2 separate regions of the Mus musculus genome follow, and region 1 is linked to region 2. Evidence: chromatin loops called from intact Hi-C (ENCODE). Cell type or tissue: heart. All regions are shown on one strand. Each heading gives the region's core, and the rest is flanking DNA. Links, peaks and the distances in the headings are about the cores only.

What was found. Hi-C counts contacts between places; a loop is a spot of excess contacts. Peaks named below come from ENCODE experiments on the same cell type or tissue, not always from the same donor. Only the 100,000 strongest peaks of a DNase experiment are listed, where the experiment ranks them.
Region 1: a loop joins it to region 2, with 7 times the contacts of the local background. A loop is called at or near these places in 4 of 42 quality-filtered maps.

The regions. Positions count from the first base shown.
Region 1 is chr4:128,919,574-128,928,757 of GRCm38, reverse strand. It overlaps Gm33901 (a long non-coding RNA gene), which reads right to left. Exons shown (of 3, transcript XR_376674.3): 2 at 7,883-8,075; 3 at 6,495-7,772. LOC115489376 (a small nucleolar RNA gene) reads left to right here and starts at 552; the gene lies at 552-697. In heart, for the core only: a CTCF peak has its summit at 3,621; a DNase peak (open chromatin) is centred at 3,567; H3K4me3 peaks cover 1,146 bases; H3K27ac peaks cover 934 bases; H3K27me3 peaks cover 929 bases.
Region 2 is chr4:129,081,022-129,090,205 of GRCm38, reverse strand. Rnf19b (ring finger protein 19B) reads right to left here. Exons shown (of 9, transcript NM_029219.2): 8 at 7,328-7,459; 9 at 5,680-6,478. The coding sequence ends at 6,016. Among named protein-coding and RNA genes, the nearest start is that of Tmem54, 20 kb to the left of the region's middle. In heart, for the core only: a CTCF peak has its summit at 3,906 (motif pointing right); no DNase peak of the experiment used is centred there; H3K27me3 peaks cover 543 bases.

The sequences.
Region 1 (9,184 bases), core at 1,868-5,867, 160 kb after region 2:
ACAACTGTAAGGCATTTTCTCAGTTAGTGATCAAGGGGGAAGGGCCCCTTGTGGGTGGGACCATCTCTGGGCTGGCAGTCTTGGATTCTATAAGAGAGCAGGCTGAGCAAGCCAGAGGAGGCAAGCCAGTAAAGAACATCCCTCCATGGCCTCTGCATCAGCTCCTGCTTCCTGACCTGCTTGAGTTCCAGTCCTGACTTACTTTGGTGATGAACAGCAGTATGGAAGTGTAAGCCGAATAAACCCTTTCCTCCCCAACTGCTTCTTGGTCATGATGTTTGTGCAGGAATAGAAACCCTGACTAAGACAGATGGTACTAAAAAAAAAAAAAAAAAACAGGGCTGGAGAGATGGCTCAGTGGTTAAGAGCACTGACTGCTCTTCCAGAGGTCCTGAGTTCAAATCCCAGCAACCACATGGTGGCTCACAATTATCTGTAATGGGATCCGATGCCCTCTTCTGGTGTGTCTGAAGACAGCTACAGCGTACTCATGTACATAAAATAAATAAATCTTTTTTTTTTTTTTTAAAGAACAGATTCCTTCTCTCCCCTTCTCCGATAATGGACAAAGAGACACCTGTGGGTGATGTTCTTATATCAGTCGGGGCAGAGCAGATGGCAGGCCTTTGTTCATTTGTTCATCCTAGCTTGATGCCTGGCTTGGGGGCCAAAGCTGTCTTATGCCAAGGACTCATAAAAATGAAATCAAATCGAATCCCGGCAATGCAGTGCAGGGGGAAAGAAACAGACGTAGACCTGCAGATCACCACAGCAGCTAGAGACCTGCCCTCCAGTGCACAGCATGGGTGGGCCATACATAACCCTCTTGGCAACACAATTCACAGCATGGACGGAGACTGTCTCCCAGGGCCCCACCAGCTGCATAGCCGGGCTGCAGTGGGAGCCACCACAGTGTGTGAGCATGTGGTGGTCAGATGGGAGAAAATGGCACGTGGAGCAGTTTCAGCAGTATGAAGAGAGATGGAACTGGATGGAGGCTCAAGGGTGGAGCAGAGTAGTCTGTGGTGGGTGCCTAGCTCCACCACCTGGGGCCATGGTGAGGTCCAGCCTGGTTCATGGCTGCAGTGGCAGGGGTCAGTGTTGATGCCCACTAGGGAACATGGGGATGTCCCTGGTCGGGGCAGTCGCTGGGGAACACGTGGATGTCCAGAGGCTGTGCAGAACTGGCCACGCCCTTCAGTAGATGCAGCACTCTGGAGAGCTGCTCCCATCTCTCACCGGAGGCAGCACTTGGGAGAGCAAGCCTTGTATTGTGTCTTGCCCAGGCAGCACAGTGGAGTTGACTCTGGTGGCAGGGGTGTGGTTTAATTGGCCCGAGGGCATGAATGTGGAAGATCTGAGCCTGCCACTCCTCTGCAGTGGGGTGGCCCGGGTGCAGAGGTGATGCCTCATGAGCTTGGGAGAGCTAGCCTTTCCCCTCACCAACTATAGCACTTAGGAGAATGGCCTTGCTCCTTACCTGGACAGCACAGAAGGGGGATCAGCCCCGAGGGTGAGAGGATGGGTGAGCTGGCCCAGCCCCTCACAGGCTACAGCACTTGAGAGAGTTGGCCCCACACCTTGATTGTGCAGCACAACACGAGGGCTGACCCTGTCTCCTGCCAAAGTCGGCGTTGGGTGGCCTAGTTGGAGCAGTGCCGGAGAAACTCACTCTGGTGGTATGGATAAGGGGGAGCCACAGGGTTGACTAGCTCATCAGCTACTGCCCAAGCCTAGATCCAGGGCTCTGAGTTGGTCTACGCCAAGATCTGTATCATCTGCGAATGGCGAGGTTCATGAAAGAACTGGCCCTGCTGTTCCACAGCTTCAGGATCTCCATGACACAGGCAACACCAGGATATCCAGGAGGAGGCCCAGTGAGGACCCAGTGTTGATTGTGTCGTAGAAGCCTAAGATCTTTTTGTTTGTTTGTTTGTTTTTCGAGACAGGGTTTCTCTATGCAGCCCTGGCTGTCCTGGAACTCACTCTGTAGACTAGGAAAATCCTAGAAATCCATGCGCCTCTGCCTCCCAAGTGCTGGGATTACAGGCCTGTGCCACCACTGCTCGGCAGAAGCCAAAGATCTCGAACCATACCATTGACTCATTCATCGAAGTGAACATTTGCAAGTGACAATGTGTGGCCAGAGGAATAGACTGTGGGACACACTGGGACACACTACAGCTTCCACAGTGAGATGTTTTCTATGCTTTGTTTTTATTGTTTCTGTGTGAGTGCTTTGTTTGGTGGTGGTGGTGGTGGGGATGACAGAGGCTGCAAGAGTGAAGGACAGACATGAGGGGACAGGGGGATGAATGGGGCACAGGTGCATGGTGTGACCCTCACAACGAATCAATAAAAAGTTATAAAAAGAACAGGACAGAGGGGAAGACCTGGTGGTAACTTTTCCTCCCTGTCTCTTCCTCCAACCTGGGAGAAGCAGGCCCAGCCACAGAACCTCATGAGGTCACAGGAGATACGTTATCTGGGAGCCCTCTCCCCTACCCCTATCCAGGAAGCCTGCCTGTGTAAACTGGCTCACGTCCTGCAGTGAAGGGTCCACAGAGAAGGCAACAGTGTAGGGCTTCTCTCACCCCTTTGCCTGCTGCATTGTAACCCCTGTAAACAATCACCAGCTATGACATCCTGGAAATTGTTCTGAAACACAAGTCCTATTTTTGAGTGATTTCCCAATTCTGCAGAAAATCCTTCAGTTGATTCCCACTGAAATGCCAGTAAAAGATAGATTACTCTTTCTCTGTCCAGCTCTCTTCCCAGGCTCCCATTCTCAATTCAGTTCCTTAGTGTCTAGGAACGGACACACCTTAGTCCAAAGAGAGGACGTTTGATCTCTAAGCTTCCAAGCAGCCTTAGATTGTGCAGTCACCGTTGTGATGAGCTAGGAGTCCTACAGAGAAACTCAGGATTACAGCTGAGCGCAACAGAGCTCAGAAAGTACTAGCTACTACGAGAGAGACGCGTGGACAGACACGTGGACGTATCGTATGGCTTCCTAGGTGGTGTTAGAGGGAGGATTGCCAGGTAAAATACACAACACTCAGTGAAGGTTGAATGCGAATAAATGTGTGTACATGTGTGCGTCCGTGCAATATCTGGCGTATTTCTAGGCAAAGACATTACTTTATCTGCAGTTCAAGCTTAACAGGGTGTCCTGCGTTTTATTTGCTAACTCGGGCAACCCTACCCTAGGAAACCATTCCTTCGACTTTGGAAGTCCCTCCCTCCCTCCCTGAATCTGGATAGCGTTGGGACACTTGGCCCGGACTCCTTAGGCCCTGCACCGCCTGCTTCTTGGGGTTCTCCCTCCACTCAGAGAAGCACCGAGTAGACTATAAGAGGTCCCTTGGTCTAGGACATTGATTTTTCTCATTTAAAAACATAAATGAGAGTGTCAGAGCTGAGCACAGTTAAGTTCCACTTTGTAGAATCAGAAATGCGAAGAAGTTAACTCGGCTTCGGGGAAGCTCTCCACTCTGCACCCAGAGAACCTCTCAACCCCGCACCCAAGTCCCTCAGAGGTCCGTTCTCTTGACGTCACTTCCGTATCCAAGAACCCCCCCCTCGGCGTCGAGCCATGTGCTCCTGCGCCCTCTGCCTGCCGGGAGGAGGAATAGACTTTACCGACTTGGGCAAACTGCCGAATCCATAGGTGGAAAGCCAGAAATGCGCTCCGCAGCCGGGGCTTCCACGGGAACCTGACAACCGGGACAGCAGCGACATGGGTCGACCTCGTGTTCGCCCGCTCAGAAATGCCTGGGACCCAGGCCCTGCAGCAAGCCGCCCTCTGGTCCATCACCTACGGTTGCTTCCAACTAGGAGCCTTCCAGAGTTGAGAACCGCAAAGCAGTGTGGATGTTCTCTGCTGAGTTCGTGCAGAAAACCGGGGGCTTTGAATGAATTCTCCGTTTCCAAGAGATGATACTGGGCATTTAAAAATAAGAATGCCTACTGTCAGGCCTGCCTTGGCCTGCCCTTGCCCTTAATTTGCATTATTCATTTTACCCACACAACCCCGTGGAGTGAATTTTACGACCAAGATTCTCACCCTCACTGCCTGTGTCATAATCTTAATGTTACCATTTATTAGCCGCGTCACGCGGCGTAAATTACTCTGCGCCACAATGACTGTGTCTGTAAAATGGAAATATAGTACCTGCTATATATGTTGTTAAATTAACATATTTAAAACTTATGGGACAAAGTGAGTTCCAGGACAGCTGGGGCTATACAGAGAAACCCTGTCTCGAAAAACCAAAAAAAAAAAAAAAAAAAAAAAAAAAAGAGAACCACAAAACCAACGAACCAAACAAACAAACAAAAAAACCAAAACAAAAAACAACCAAAACAAAAAACGGAACAGTCCCTGGTATGTGCTAACCATCAGTGACTACTTAAATTGTTTACGTTTAGAAATGAGGAAACAGAAGCGTAAATACGAGGGAACATGTCTAAGAACAGACAGTAACTAGAGGAGCAGGTTAGGGCACCTCTCCTTCCTTCTCCCAGCTTTTTCCCCCCATGTGTAGGCAGCTGGTGATGCGCATAGACGCTTTTATTAGTAGTGTGTGTATTGACTTAGTATCACCCTGTCACAAATGGCTGTTCTTCGGATATTTTAATGACACTAATGGAGTTAGCGAGGGTCTTGTATACACCAGACCAGGGGCCAGGTTTTGTAAGAAATGGGGATGAGTGCGTCCAAAATGCAACTCTGGCTAAATCCCAGGGAAGAAACAGATTCCTGAACATGTTAAATTTGCAATCCTATGACATATTCAAGCAGAGAGAGTGGTAATTTGGTGTGCTGAGGTTTGTTTTAGAGAAAAGCAAGATCTCCAAAGGATGTCTAACTAGAGATAAATATAACCGCCTGTGCAGCCCAGAACAGACTTGCTAAGAAGCAGTGGCATTTCATGGGAATGGCATGTGACAGGAATAGTGGCATGATAATTCAAAGTCCTTGGGAGTTCAGGGGCAGAACAGAAGGCAAGAATGGGCTGGAGGCTTGGGGCATATTAGGAAAGAGCGTGTTCTGGCCGTACCAGTGAGCCATCAGAATTTCTCAGAGGGGAGAGAAGATGTCAGCTATACACTTTAGATGGTGAGCTAGGAGGCCTGAAGAGAAGCTGTCAGGCAGTTTCTAAGATTGTCCTCAACGATCCTGCATCCCTGAATCCACATCCTGCTTCAATCCTCTCTCCTGGAGTAGGGGCGGGGCTCAATGATCCCATTCCGATAAACAAAGTATGTTAGGAGCAATGGCATCAAGACTGAGATTTGGCACTGGGGACATGAAAGTGGACACAAAACCCCTTGCCCTCATTGCATTCATCACTCGGTCTCAGGTAGAAACAATAAGACTTTGGTTTGTGGGTACCTTTCCCATGCTGTGTAGCAGTTTCCATCTTCAAGGATTTCCGTATGCACGAAGATGAGCCTTTCAATGCTGTCATCCCCATTCCTAGACCTCTTTCGGAGACTTTGCCTTCTCTCCACCTCTGCCACTCTCTACAGTGGCCATGCACCATGAATCTGATTCTCCATGAGGTACTTGCTGCATTTCCAGCCCTTCTCTTGCTCTTGTAACCTGACTCCATCAACACCAGGCACTGCCAGGAAGTCTACATTTTGTGTTAACTCTCCCACGTTAATATCCTTTCTTCCGGTTCTATAAGTCAGGTAGGCAGAGCTGTGCTGCAGTAACAACCAGTCCCCACCTTCCAGTGGTTTAGACTGTAAGATTTAAAAGGACATTCATTTCTTGTTTATACTACTTAAACACTACGGGCCTTCTGCGGGCACCACTGATATAATCTTCGAGTCACGAAGGTGATGGAAGAAGCCAGCATTTCAAATCATGCTGGCCATCTGTTAGAATAAAAAGAGAACTTACTTGGGGGTGCCTTGTTGGCAAAATTGTTCCATCTAGGTCTTAGCACCATCAAATTGGCCCAAGTCAGGCACATGGCCACATCTAACCATAAGTGGGCAGAGGGTACTTTCCTATTCAGTGTTTGGTGAGGCAGGAAAGCTGGAATAGCGATGAACAGCATGGAAAGGGTCTTCTGCCAGCCTCATCACCACGAGTAGTCTTTATACTTATTCTCTCGCATTAATCTTCAACTCCCTCGCCTCTCTTTCATTTGTTGAACTGTCTTAGGTGAGCCATAACCTAGCAAAATACAACCCTGCCCACATCCAGACAACTGGGTCTTGAGTTCAATTCCCAGCAACCACATGGTGGCTCAGAACCATCTGTAATGGGATCTGATGCCCTCTTCTGGTGTGTCTGAAGACAGCTATAGTGTACTCACATAAAAAAAAAATAAATCTTTTTTAAAAAATTAAAGGATTGTCTGTCTGTGTCTGTACGTTTGTTTTTCATTAAGAGTACAAAAAGTATCCAAGCATGGTAGCATGTGACTTTAATCCTAGTACTCTGGAGGTAGAAGCAATCGGATCTCTATGAGTTCGAGGCCAGCCTTGTCTACAAAGTGGGTTCTGGAACAGTTTTGGCTACACAGAAAAAAATCTTGCCTTAAAAAATTGCAAGCACTAGCTACAATGAGGTGGCTTGGTTGCTTAATCCACGGAATTCAGGGGATAGTGGTGGTAAGAGAGAACTGTTAGGAGCCATGCTAACCCAAGGCTTTTCCTGGGGCCCTGTTGTTTGGAGAAAGAACATAGATCCTTGTCTAAAGCCAGGAACATGCTTGGCAGAGCCAGTAGCAGCCTGGGGTCCAGGGCCTTAGGGGAACTTTTTCCTGAGGCTCTGATGTATGGAGAAGGACCACAGCTCCCTGTCTAAAGCCAGGAATATGCTTGGCAAAGCCAGTGGCAGCCTGGGTCCAGGGCCTAGCGGGAGCTGTGACTTCATCCTAAGAACTCCATCTTCCCATCCTAAGCTAGGGTTGTCAGTTCCAAGACAGCAGAGCATGTGCCTGTGACACACGTGAGATCTCTGTTTCTTCCATGTGTTTGCCTGTGACACAAGTGAGATCTCCTGTGTGTCCTCCGTGTGTTTGCCTGTGACACATGTGAGATCTCCTGTGTTTCCTCCATGTGCTTGCCTGTGACACACGTGAGACCTCCTGTGTTTCCTCCGTGTTCATTGCTTTGTTAGCTTCCCACTGACTCTGTCCCACTCCTACCCCTGAAAACTGTATATAAGATGTTAGACTTCTTAATAAACTTGCTTGGCATAAGGCATAGCTTGCATAAGACCCCCTGACCCCAACTTCCTTATCTTCTGTATTTTTTTGACCCCATGATCCTTTCTTTCTCTTTGGGACCTGACACTGAAGACCAACCTGCTGGTCCAGGTCAGAGAGCCAACTTCACAAAGTTGTCCTCCATGCATGTGCAAAGGAATGTGGGTTCACACTCACACCTTGCTCTCCATCCCCTCTGTCACACACACACACACACACACACACACACACACACACACACACACATCAAGAGGCTACAGGGAGGGGACATATGGCTCACCATCATCAGAGCCATGATAACAACAGTGACTGAATGAGCCCCTCTAGATCTCAGGGTTTGTGGAGGAAGGTACGGTAGAACCAGGGCAGGGCAGGGGACTCTAAGAGGCACTACCCTAGTTGTGGCTAAGGCTCAAGGCAGTGGAGCACTTCATGACTTGTTGCCTTGAGAGAGCAAAGAAGATTTCTCCTCTTCGTCTCACACTGAAGTGTCACGGGTGTGCAGACGTGCCAGGGCTTCACCATTGGGTACATATGGTGCTGTAACCAAATCAAAGACAAATTCCCCGTCAGTTCTAGTAGCCCTCTTTTCCTTTTCCTCCTTTCCAGACAGGTTTTTATGTATTCCTCCTCCCAAGTTCTGGCATTACCTGTACAAATTGCCATGCCCGTCAGGGTCCTGGAGAGGTTTCCCTGGGTCCTTTCATGGAGATGGAGGGCTGGGATAGGTGAGGCGGGCCCGCTGTCGGCATGTCTTCCATAAGATGCAGCTGACGATCAGCAGCGTGGACAGGGAGTTCAGGGCTGGGATGATGATCACCACAGTCTGCACGCTGCCCTGATCTGCACAAAGGGGTGGGGTATCAGGTGGCTTGCTCTCCCGGGGCAGGCTGTGCCTCTGACCTCTGCAGCCATATCCCACATGATATTATGTTCCCATGTCACGGAGGAGGTATGGGACAGGGCAACAGAGGCCGAGATTGTGGGACCTTGGGTGAGTGTTTGGGCACCTGGCAGCGCTCTCTCTCTCTCTCTCTCTCTCTCTCTCTCTCTCTCTCTCTCTCTCTGCCTCTGTCTTTATGTGTTTGTGTGTTGCCGCAGACCTTTTGGGTCCCTATGTCTGCGTGGAACGGGGTCTCTCGACGCGGGTGGGCAAAGCGTGGATGATGACAGACAGACACACACGCAGGAGAGTTTGTGTGGAATCTGAATGTAATTTTACAACTCGAGCATCAGACTTTTTATGCAGAGGACAATAAGGAAGTTGGGTGACATATTCGCAAGGTACAATTGAGGTAACTGGAATCTTACATAAAACAGAGGAATGCAAACACAAAAGGTCTAACGGGAACCACCCAGGATAGAATACATTGATAACAGCTGGGATCAACAAGGGCTCCACCTAAAATTCACTAATCTTAGAAGCCAGGGTCAAGGGCTTCGCGTCCTTGCCACAGTTCCTATTTTAGTCTCTTGTATAGTCCACCTTCCCCTTAGGCCATTGTAAATATGTGTATGGGTGTAACTCTGCTATAGTATCTATTCTGGTTTCTCCTTTGGTCTGAAACTTCCTTCTTCCTAAGTGATGGTAAATTCCTGTGTAAGGGAGTGACTTAGCTTTTACAATCTTGCTGAATTCTAAACCCATGATCTTGGTCAAGGACAGACACCCTTGGACTGTTGGAACACTGGCGGAAGGCTTTAGCCATGTCAGAGCACTTATAGGAAAATACTGAAAGAGAGCACGTGGATCCATACTCTAGACTAGCGTGGTACTGGAACTCGGGAATGAAAAATTAATGTATGGGTAGAGAACACTAGCCTCCAGGAGGAGAGCTTCCTTGAAACTCTTTTGCCTCATGAGTGACTTTTAAGCCTTTCGGCTTGTCCAGTTGACTCGACCAGAGAGCGTAGCAGTGTGTGTGTCTCTGTTTCTTTGTGTGTGTGTGTGT
Region 2 (9,184 bases), core at 2,139-6,138:
AATTCACCTTCAGGTACATAGGGAGATTGAAGCCAGTGGTGGTCACATGAGGACCTGTCCCTTCCCAAACGCTTTTGGCTTATGATTTTCTGGGGAAAAGCAAGTCTAGACTTTTCTTTGGTGTTTTAACCATAATAGCTTTCACTCTGAGCCAGTGGGAAGATTCTAGTCTACAGGAACTGGGAGAGGAAGGACCACAGACTAGCAATGTGAGCTAGACCCGGGCCCCAGTTCCCTTTCTTAACTGACCCCTTGACAAAGTGCCAAAGCCATGTGGCTTTATCACAGGAGTTGGTTGCTTTGGGTCTGGGCGCCGTCAGCCTTAGATCTGTACTTTAAGCTTCTGTGGCTAGAAAGGGAGAATCCGATCCTTGCTTTTAGCAACCCGGGGTCTTGCAGTCTTTGGCTTCTCCTGGTTCCGTCATTTCCATCTCTCTTCGATGTCTACTCTGTGCACATATCTGCTCCCCATTTGTGTGTGTGTGTGTGTGTGTGTGTGTGTGTGTGTGTGTGTGTGTGTGTGTGAGAGAGAGAGAGAGAGAGAGAGAGAGAGAGAGAGATCTGGGAATCAAGCCCACCAGGCCTCATACATTCTGTGAGCCACATCTCCAGCCCCCAATCCTTTTTTTTTTTTCTTTTTTTAAGACATCAGACCTCATCCGTACTGGGTTAGGAGGAGGCTATCCTGCTTCAGGTTGACATCTTAACTATATTTGGGAGAACACTGCTTCCAAATACAGCCACATTTTGAGGTAGTGGGGATTAGGAGACAGTTCAATTCATGATAGGCCTAGAACCTCTCTTCTAATGAGTGGACCGCAGATTCCTTTTAAATTGATGTAGTTGTGCCAGCTTGAGGCCGATTTCCAAGCAATCCCTAAAGACCTAGCATTTCTACCGCCCTAAACACAGGAGCAGGGAACACCGGGGCTTAAGATCTTTGTAGGAAATTGGATCTCTAACGTGGTTCTGATGGTGTTCCCGTGCTTTTTCATCCAAGACCCAGCACCCCACAGCTCTCTGTTTTGGTGGCTCCAGACAGGCTTCTAATTGCTAGATCTTGGGGGACAGACAGACAGACAGACAGACACACACACAAACTACAATTTTCAGCGTTTTTTTGCCTGGAGAATAACCCCTGGCCCTGTCACTTCAGGATTGCATCATGCCTACCAAATGTCAAGGATTTTGACTTAGTGGTTACATTCCTTAAAGTCTTTAGGTCCAGCCTTGGGAGGTAGATCGGTTGGCAAGTGTTACTTTCCTGAGAACCTGAGTTTGTCCACCAAATAAAACCCAGTAGGTGTCCCCTTTCCTTCTGACCTTCCCAATGCCATGGTGAAAGGACTGATGACTGGAAAAATCTGGACAACAGAAATGCAAGCTAAGGGGTCGGGATGGATGGCTTGCTTGGTAGGGCACTAGCCTGGCATGACGGAGACCTGGGTTCCATGCCCAGCGCGGCAGAATCCAAGCTGGGTAGCACACACTGTAACCTCAGCAGCACACGGAGGATCATGGCTTTCAGGGCTGGGTTGAGGATCATGGCTCAACCCAGTCCCTCCTCCTCTACATTCTTTCTTTTGTCTTCTCACCTGCTAAAAATCTTTTTGCTTGCTAAAATAAACTTTGTTTTTAAAATAAGTTTGAGGTCATCTTTGGCTACATAGTGAGTTTGAGGTGAGCCTGGTCTATATAACCTGTCTCAAAAACAAAACAAAACAAAGTCACACACATAGTCTATAATCTACATTTCTATCTTTGTGCTTTTGATTCTTCCAACTAGACTAAGGAATTTTAGGCATATCAATTTCTTTGAGTATAGGCCACCTTAAAGACTAAGTTTTATCCAACCACTCAGCTGAGAACCATTCTTAGCTGCCAAAGTCAGGAACCAGACTTGACTCCAGAGTGTCTTTGTCCATACGGACCAACTCAACCAACAAGAATAGAATTTTCATTCTCTCTTCTTGGTGAGACAGCTCTAGAGTCAAATCCACACATTGCCAGGTTTCTGTGGAGAACTGCTGAGTGTCTCAGCCCTGCTCAGTCTGATGGCTGCACCTTCTTCCAGAGGCAGAGACCCTGACTCCAGCTCTGATGAGGTTAACGAGAGGGTGTGGCCGGGGAACAGGGATGGGCATTCTCTTCCGAGGTGGCGACCCCCAGGTTCTCCACAGGAGGGAATTAGGAGTGCTCCTTCTATGCTGGGAGGAGCTTTGTAGGGAGAGACAGTGGGGTTGATGGATTTACCCAGAGCAGAGGGAGTATTCCCACCTCTCATTTCAGGGTCCTATTGCTTCAACAAAGCAATGCCCTACCACACAGGAAACCCGGCCTGGCCCTATTTTACTTCAAATATGTCAGGCTTGTGGCTACAAGGGAAGATGTTTAGGGATCTATGGGATGTGTCTGGAACCCTTCATTTTTCTCTCTGTCATCCAACCCTGTTCCCTATGTGCTGGCCTTTCCCTGCAGATGCTCGGTCTTTCTTCTAAAAGACTGCATGTCGGGTGACTGGAGTTTACCATATCCCAAAGCTATGACATCCTCATTTCCTTCAAACCCAACTTAGTCAAGACTGAGCTAAGGTTTGTACTGTTACTGTTTCTGAAACAACAACAACAGAAGTTACAGAGGGGGGAAAAAAACCCAAACAAACCCCAAACATTAACAATTTTAAGTAGAAAGGGTTCAATGCAGACAAAGGAAGTGTTCACAAAGAGTTGGAAAGCCCTGAGGGGCTGGAGACTGTGTTTCTAGGTCCCCACAGTTATCCCCACATGCATGGGAACGGCTACATCACCATAGAGATGAGGAGCCACCTAGCTCTAAGAACATGCACCAAGCTGCTGCCTCCGGCTGGAGATGCCCTTGCATACCCCAAAAGCTACTGCTGACCCTGGACCGCTGAGGAGCAATCTGAGGTGTGGCGATTTTGCAGGAGCGTCAGCCAAAGAAGCTAAAGAAAGTCTCCCCGTTGGTCCCTTCTGTCTACACTGCATTCATGCATCTCACTGGCAAGACGAGTTACACACAGAGCCTTGGCTTCAAGGAAGACACGATGCTCGAAGCTTGATGGCCTCTGCAGTATAAGACGGTGTGTTAGGGACACGTTACTCATCCACCAAGCCCAAAGCCTCTTGTCATGTCAAGGGACCAGATGTGCCCTGTGGAAGCTGGCTGCACACACCCACTACACTGGCCCGAGTGCTACTCCTCCTGACCTCTCCTCCCAAGCTGTTCTGAGGCATTGCACAACCTTGCCTTTTAAGCAGCTCTGCTCCCTGACTCGACCCACAGCGTGCCCATCACAGACACGATAGTGTGCTGTATCTTCAGACATGGTTTCTCTGCTCCCTTCTTAGTTTGGGCTTGGGGCTATCTGTCTAAGGCTTGGTCCCTAGCTGGGTTGGTGGTGTTGGAAGGTGGTCAAAACTAAGAAAGAAGGCCCCGCTGGAGGAAATTAGGCCATGAGATACACACCCTTGAGTGGGATATTGTGAGCACATCCCTCTGGGGTTCCCGGCTGCCATGAGCTGAGAAGAGCTTCTCCCACCAGGTAATCCCACTCCACCCCCACCATGATGCTCTGTCTCACTGCAGCCCCAATGGCAATGGAGCCACAGGACCATGGCCCCTTCCTCTTTCCCAGGTGAAATCTCAGGTATTTTGTCACAGTGCTGGAAAGCAAAAACACTGCCACTCAGAAACAGCCCCGTCTGTCACTCGCTCCCAAGAACATACCTCTCCTCATGTAGGTAGCATCCATCTCGTCTCCTCTCACTGGAATGTAAGCCCCATGGAGACAGAAACCGTGTGCTCTCCCTATTGTTACCTTCCATACCTACAGTGTCCTGGGCCTCTCAGTGAAAGGATGCGAATGAGGTAGAGCATTACCCATTTCTTCCTCCAGATGGCACCAACGAGCCTTCTCAGCTGGTTTCACACTAGGGAACGTCAAATAAGCCTGAGACTGAATTCCAGTATCAAGACACCCAGTGTTCTTGACTTTGCTCCTTATTAGAAACATGGCCTTTACCAAAGCATTTTCAGTATAGCATCTTAACCCGTGGCCCCAGAATCAGACTAAGAGGAAACAGACATGGGGGAGTGAGTAGTCCGCCCAGTTCTATAGCATTACCTCATACATTTACCAGATAAAGACTACAGGTTTGGCTGGGTGTGGTGGTGCATGCCTTTAATCCCAGCACTCAGGAGGCAGAGGCAGGTGGATTTCTGAGTTCAAGGCCAGCCTGGTCTACAGAGTGAGTTCCAGGACAGCACAAATCAACAACAACAACAACAAAGACTACAGGTTTGACTCTAGACCACGCATTTTGACGTACTGCCTTTGACTTTATCCAAGTTAAGTGCTTTTTTGATGAGGCTTTAGAAGAATTGCAAATCTCGAGTGGGTTGTTTGCATTTCAGGGGTCTCCAAACTGTCTGCCTTTTCTCCCCAACAGGTTCCTTTAGTCGCACCGGGACATCTCTAGGACACTTTCTTACTGAGACGCCAAGTCCATTAACAGCATTTCCTGTTCCAATATGCAAGGAAATGCAAGGTGGCCTGTGGAGCCTGAGAAGTAAGATCTTCCACAGTGGCTGCTGTCTGGACGCCCCATCCTTTACTGCATAAGGCAGCAGGTAAACCTGTGAATACAAACAGAAAGGCAGCTGGTCCTCAGACAAAGATGCATTCGGCTCTTCCCCTGGGCCCAGTGCTAAGGCGATCGATCAACAAGCTGCCTGATTCTGGTTTAAGGATTGGGCAAAATGGGGGCATAGGAAAGTAACTGACAGTCAGATCTGGAATTCTGACATTGAATCTCTTGCTCTGCAGTTCTTTGTATGAGCTTTCATTCCTAAAGACATTATTTATTATCATTACTATTATTACTTTATGGTACCAGGGACTGAACCCAGGGCCTTGTCCACGTTAGCCAAGCATGCCTCTGCTGAACCACCCCCCGCTCCCCCCAGCCCAAGGACCTTATTCTTGACAGTGCCCAGATTTCTGGTACTAACAGCTCACTCCTGCTAACCGTGTAAGCTCAAGGGAGACTTGGGCGGCACGCCTGCCCGCTGCTTTCCCTGGAGGCCGCATTTCTCAGCCTCTCTCTAACTAGGCTGGCAGGGAGCGTGTACCTGAGAGCACAGCCAACATCTATGCTAGCTATTGCCTGGGATCTTGCAGAAACAGCTCTTGCTCCCATAGGCTTGGCTCCTAGGCTGGGATGCGGCTCAGGGGTAGAGCAGCTACACAGTATGCACAGGGATCTGGGTTTCAGCCCCAGTTGCTTCCTAACTGTAACCCTGCGGGGTCACCAAGCCCTCTCCACAGACTCTGCCCCTAAACACTGACTATAGAGTGTGGTGAGTATGAATCTGGCTCTGACAGGAAAACTGCAGAACTGCCTCTCGAGGGCAAAAAAGGTGCAACTCGGTCTCCTCGCTATTGCAGACTCAGCCTGACTCCAGTCTACAGCAAGCCTGCCTTGGCTTCCTGTATGGGAGGAGAAGCTGCTCTACAAGCGACTCCACTGCAGTTGGAGGGAGTAAAACCCTTCTTCCCTGGGGTTAGAAAACCGCAGGCCTCTCACAGACAGATAGACTACTCTTCCAATAAACACTTGGCTCTGCAGGACTACCCAAGCCAAGGACAGTGACATGAGGTCAGTTATGACAGAATTCTTTATTAAAATGTGTCATCAATAATGTTAGCATACATACAATATACACACATACATATGTACATTCTTTGACACACCTCACAGATTGCCAACATCAGTTTAGCCAATAAATTAAAACTAAAAATGAGAGGATAGGGGGAGGGATACTAGAGGCAAATTTCATTTTTTATCTGGTAAGAAATTGTAAATTTCTCAGAACTTCCCTGGGGGAACCCTGACCAGAGAATCTTTGAAACAAAATACATAAATCCCCACCCTCCCCCGAAAAAGATTCCAAAAGATGCAGTTACAACAAGTGTGCTTCTCAGAACAGGGGCCTTCATTCCACTTCATACTCTTCTGACTTCAAGACAGTCTGGCCCTCAGCTGGAGCAGCGAGGTTCTTGTGGGCACTTGGGCTCGGTGCACCGTGGACTTGGGGGGTGGAGGGGCAGGCTGCAGCATGGGAGCGGGGCGAGCCACACTCATCTGAGGTGATGTCTGGCACGTCATCTGACTGCGTGTCAGAGCTCTCCAGGTCACTGCGGATGCTCTCAGGCTGGGCCAGGCTGATGTCCCAAGCCTTGCTGGCCAGGCAGTCTTTCTGTTCACAGCTTTGGTGTTTGTAAGGGGGATCGTCTTCACTGCCACCGCTGCCACCACCAGCACCATTACCCTCTTCTTCCTTCTCTGCCACCTGAGCATGGACATGGAGCGAGTCCTCTGTGCTGCTGCCACTCACCAACTGATAGTGACTTGGTTTGGCTTCAATGTCCACTTGGATTTCCATATTGTTGCACTCTCTGTGGGAACAAAATTCACTGTGCTGAGAGTCACGCATAGGTTATGTTATATTATACCTGCTCCTAAAATAGTTTCTGGGTTTTGGCTTAAGTAGTTAGAAGAGGTGGGTCCACGTAGACCAGAGCTCACTTCTCACTTTCCCTTTACACACACACACACACACACACACACACACACACACACACACACACACACACGCTTGCTCTCCTTAAAACATCTAAAAAGAGCTTCCAGAGGGACTGGAGAGATGGCTGAGCAGTTAAGAGCACTGGCTGCTCTTTCAGAGGTCTTGAGTTCAATTTCCAGCAACCACATGGTGGCTCACAACCATCTGTAATGGTATCTGATGCCCTCTTCTGGCATGTAGGTATACATATATGCATACTCATTTACAACAATCTAACACACAAATAAATAGCTTCCAGAATTCAACTAAGTACCTCATCCTACCTTACTTTTAATAGAAATGTAAGAGCAAGCTGGCAGCTTGTTACGACTGCATCACAGTCAGAAGCCATTCATTCCTCCTGCAGTGGAACGGAGAGGAGATCTAGACCCAGGCCCTAGCTAACATCAGTCTAGCTCTTTAAACTCCATTTGAATAATTCCACTGTTGCAACAGCTAGACAAAAGAAGGAAAAGGTGGGAAAGAGATGGTGAGGGAAGAAAGGAGGGAGGGAGGAAAGTCAAAGGCTAACAAGATTTAAGAGATGAACACTCCAGCACAATGGATTCAGAAGCACGCCACATCTCCACTAGATGGCACCCAGGGCCCTGAGATGAGGAAGGGAGCGCTGAGGACCTATTACCCAATGAATACAGCTGTCCCGGGCTCTGCCTGCTCATACCTGTCCTGTGGGTTGTAGGAACTGATTATGGAACCGGCCATAGCACGAGTGCTTGCGCTGTCGCTAATTGCACCAAGACTGGCTGTGTCTTTGGGGAAAATTTCCTTTTGGACATCAGCTTGAACTTCTAACCTGTGTAAAGAGGGGATGTGCAAGTTAACAGGAGAAGCAGGGTTCTGACGGTTTGTTTCCTGGAACACACCTCTTCCATTATTCTCTTGAGAACTGTGATAATCTGTTGGATCACCTCCAACTGCCAAACAGTTCAAATACATGCCAGCATAGTTCCTCTCTTACATATCAAGTGAAACTGCCCCCTCCTTTCTGTCCCTTTAACATAAGTCCTTGACTAAAAAAATCAACACCGGGCTTGTGTCCAGCAGCCCCTAAATTCAAGTCAAGCAACTTTCCAGAGCAGTGTCAACGCAGGCCAAGACCCAACCATCCTAAAATCTCTTAACTCTTGGCCCCCTTCCTGCCTACAGACATCTGTGGCCTTCCCGACCTGCTAGCGGCTTGGGTTCCTTTTCTTACCCCAATTCCAGCATCACAACCCCTGAGTTTTCATTCTGTACCTCCATGGCTTTGTGGATGCTATGCCCTGTCTCAAAAGTTTCTCTTTCTCTGCCTGAACAACTTATGCCAGGTCTTTAACAACAAAGGACTACCATTTCCTCTTACTCTCTCTCTTCCAGCACCCGGCAGGCACCTCCAGCTGAGTGCCCAACCCTCTTCTGCACCAACTTCCACACCTCTCTCCACTGCTCTGTGAGGCCCCGGAAGGAAGAGTTCACAACTCATTCCTGCTTTGCCCTTTCTACCTTGGACACAGAGGAAGAACTCAAACACGTAGTAATCAGGTAACCTCCAGGCTGCAGGAATGAAGGGCATATAGGAGCCAACCTCCTCCCTCATCAACAGCACTTTCCTAATAGGGTTTCAAGGCTGGGAACCCCTAACTGCTTCCTTTCTGGCTCAGCACCATTTTGTTCTGCACTTCAGTATTTCTTCATAATGGGTTTCGCAGTCCAGCCCATTTGACTCATTCACTTCCCATAAAGGAACGGCTTTCACTGGATGCAGCAGCTGCCGGCTGCACTGCAGTCTCAGCAAGTCACGCTCCAACTATGTCTGTGGCTCATTCAAGGGGAGCTGGTTTTAAGAGAGCACAGCAGTGAATACTCCAGCATGTGGGGGCAGGGGCCGTTAACAAGGGACACTAGTCAGAAGATGCAGCTAGGTCAGCAGCAGCTCCATCCCGCTGCCTGTGTCTCTGCCCCACACTAGGAAATGAGGGCAACTGGGGGGTGCTCTCAGGCCTGTGTTCCAGCTTCAGCTCTGCCACACACTCAGTGGTCAAAGCCTTTCTCAGAACCTACCAGGTCACCTCCTTGGTGGCTGCCAGAGGCTGGTTCATGCCAGCGGCTACACTAGAATCATCTGGGGAGTCTTCTCTAAACATAGACCACCCTCAGGTCCCATCCCAGGACAGCCTAAGTTATTAATTCTGGAAATATGCTCCTAGAGTCTATTTTAAGAGGTTCCCAGGCGAATGAAGGACACCAAGGTGAAGATCTAGTCCACTCGCCATCTGCCACTGCATCTTCTTTGCAGCCAAATCGCCATCTGCTCTCGCCCTAACCGCCCAGGTCCTCTGTGAGGCAGTGTCCTCTCTGGGGCCTTCCTACAGCCTCCTCCATGTTCTCCATAGCACATGAAATCAGTGGAGGCTGCTGCCTGTCAGTCACGGAGTACTAATCCTTTCCTAGCAGGATCCCTCCAGGTACCTGAGACAATGCTCTGTCTCCCTCACCTCCTGCTCTGCTGTGCTCCACGAGGCCACTCTTCCCCACTGAA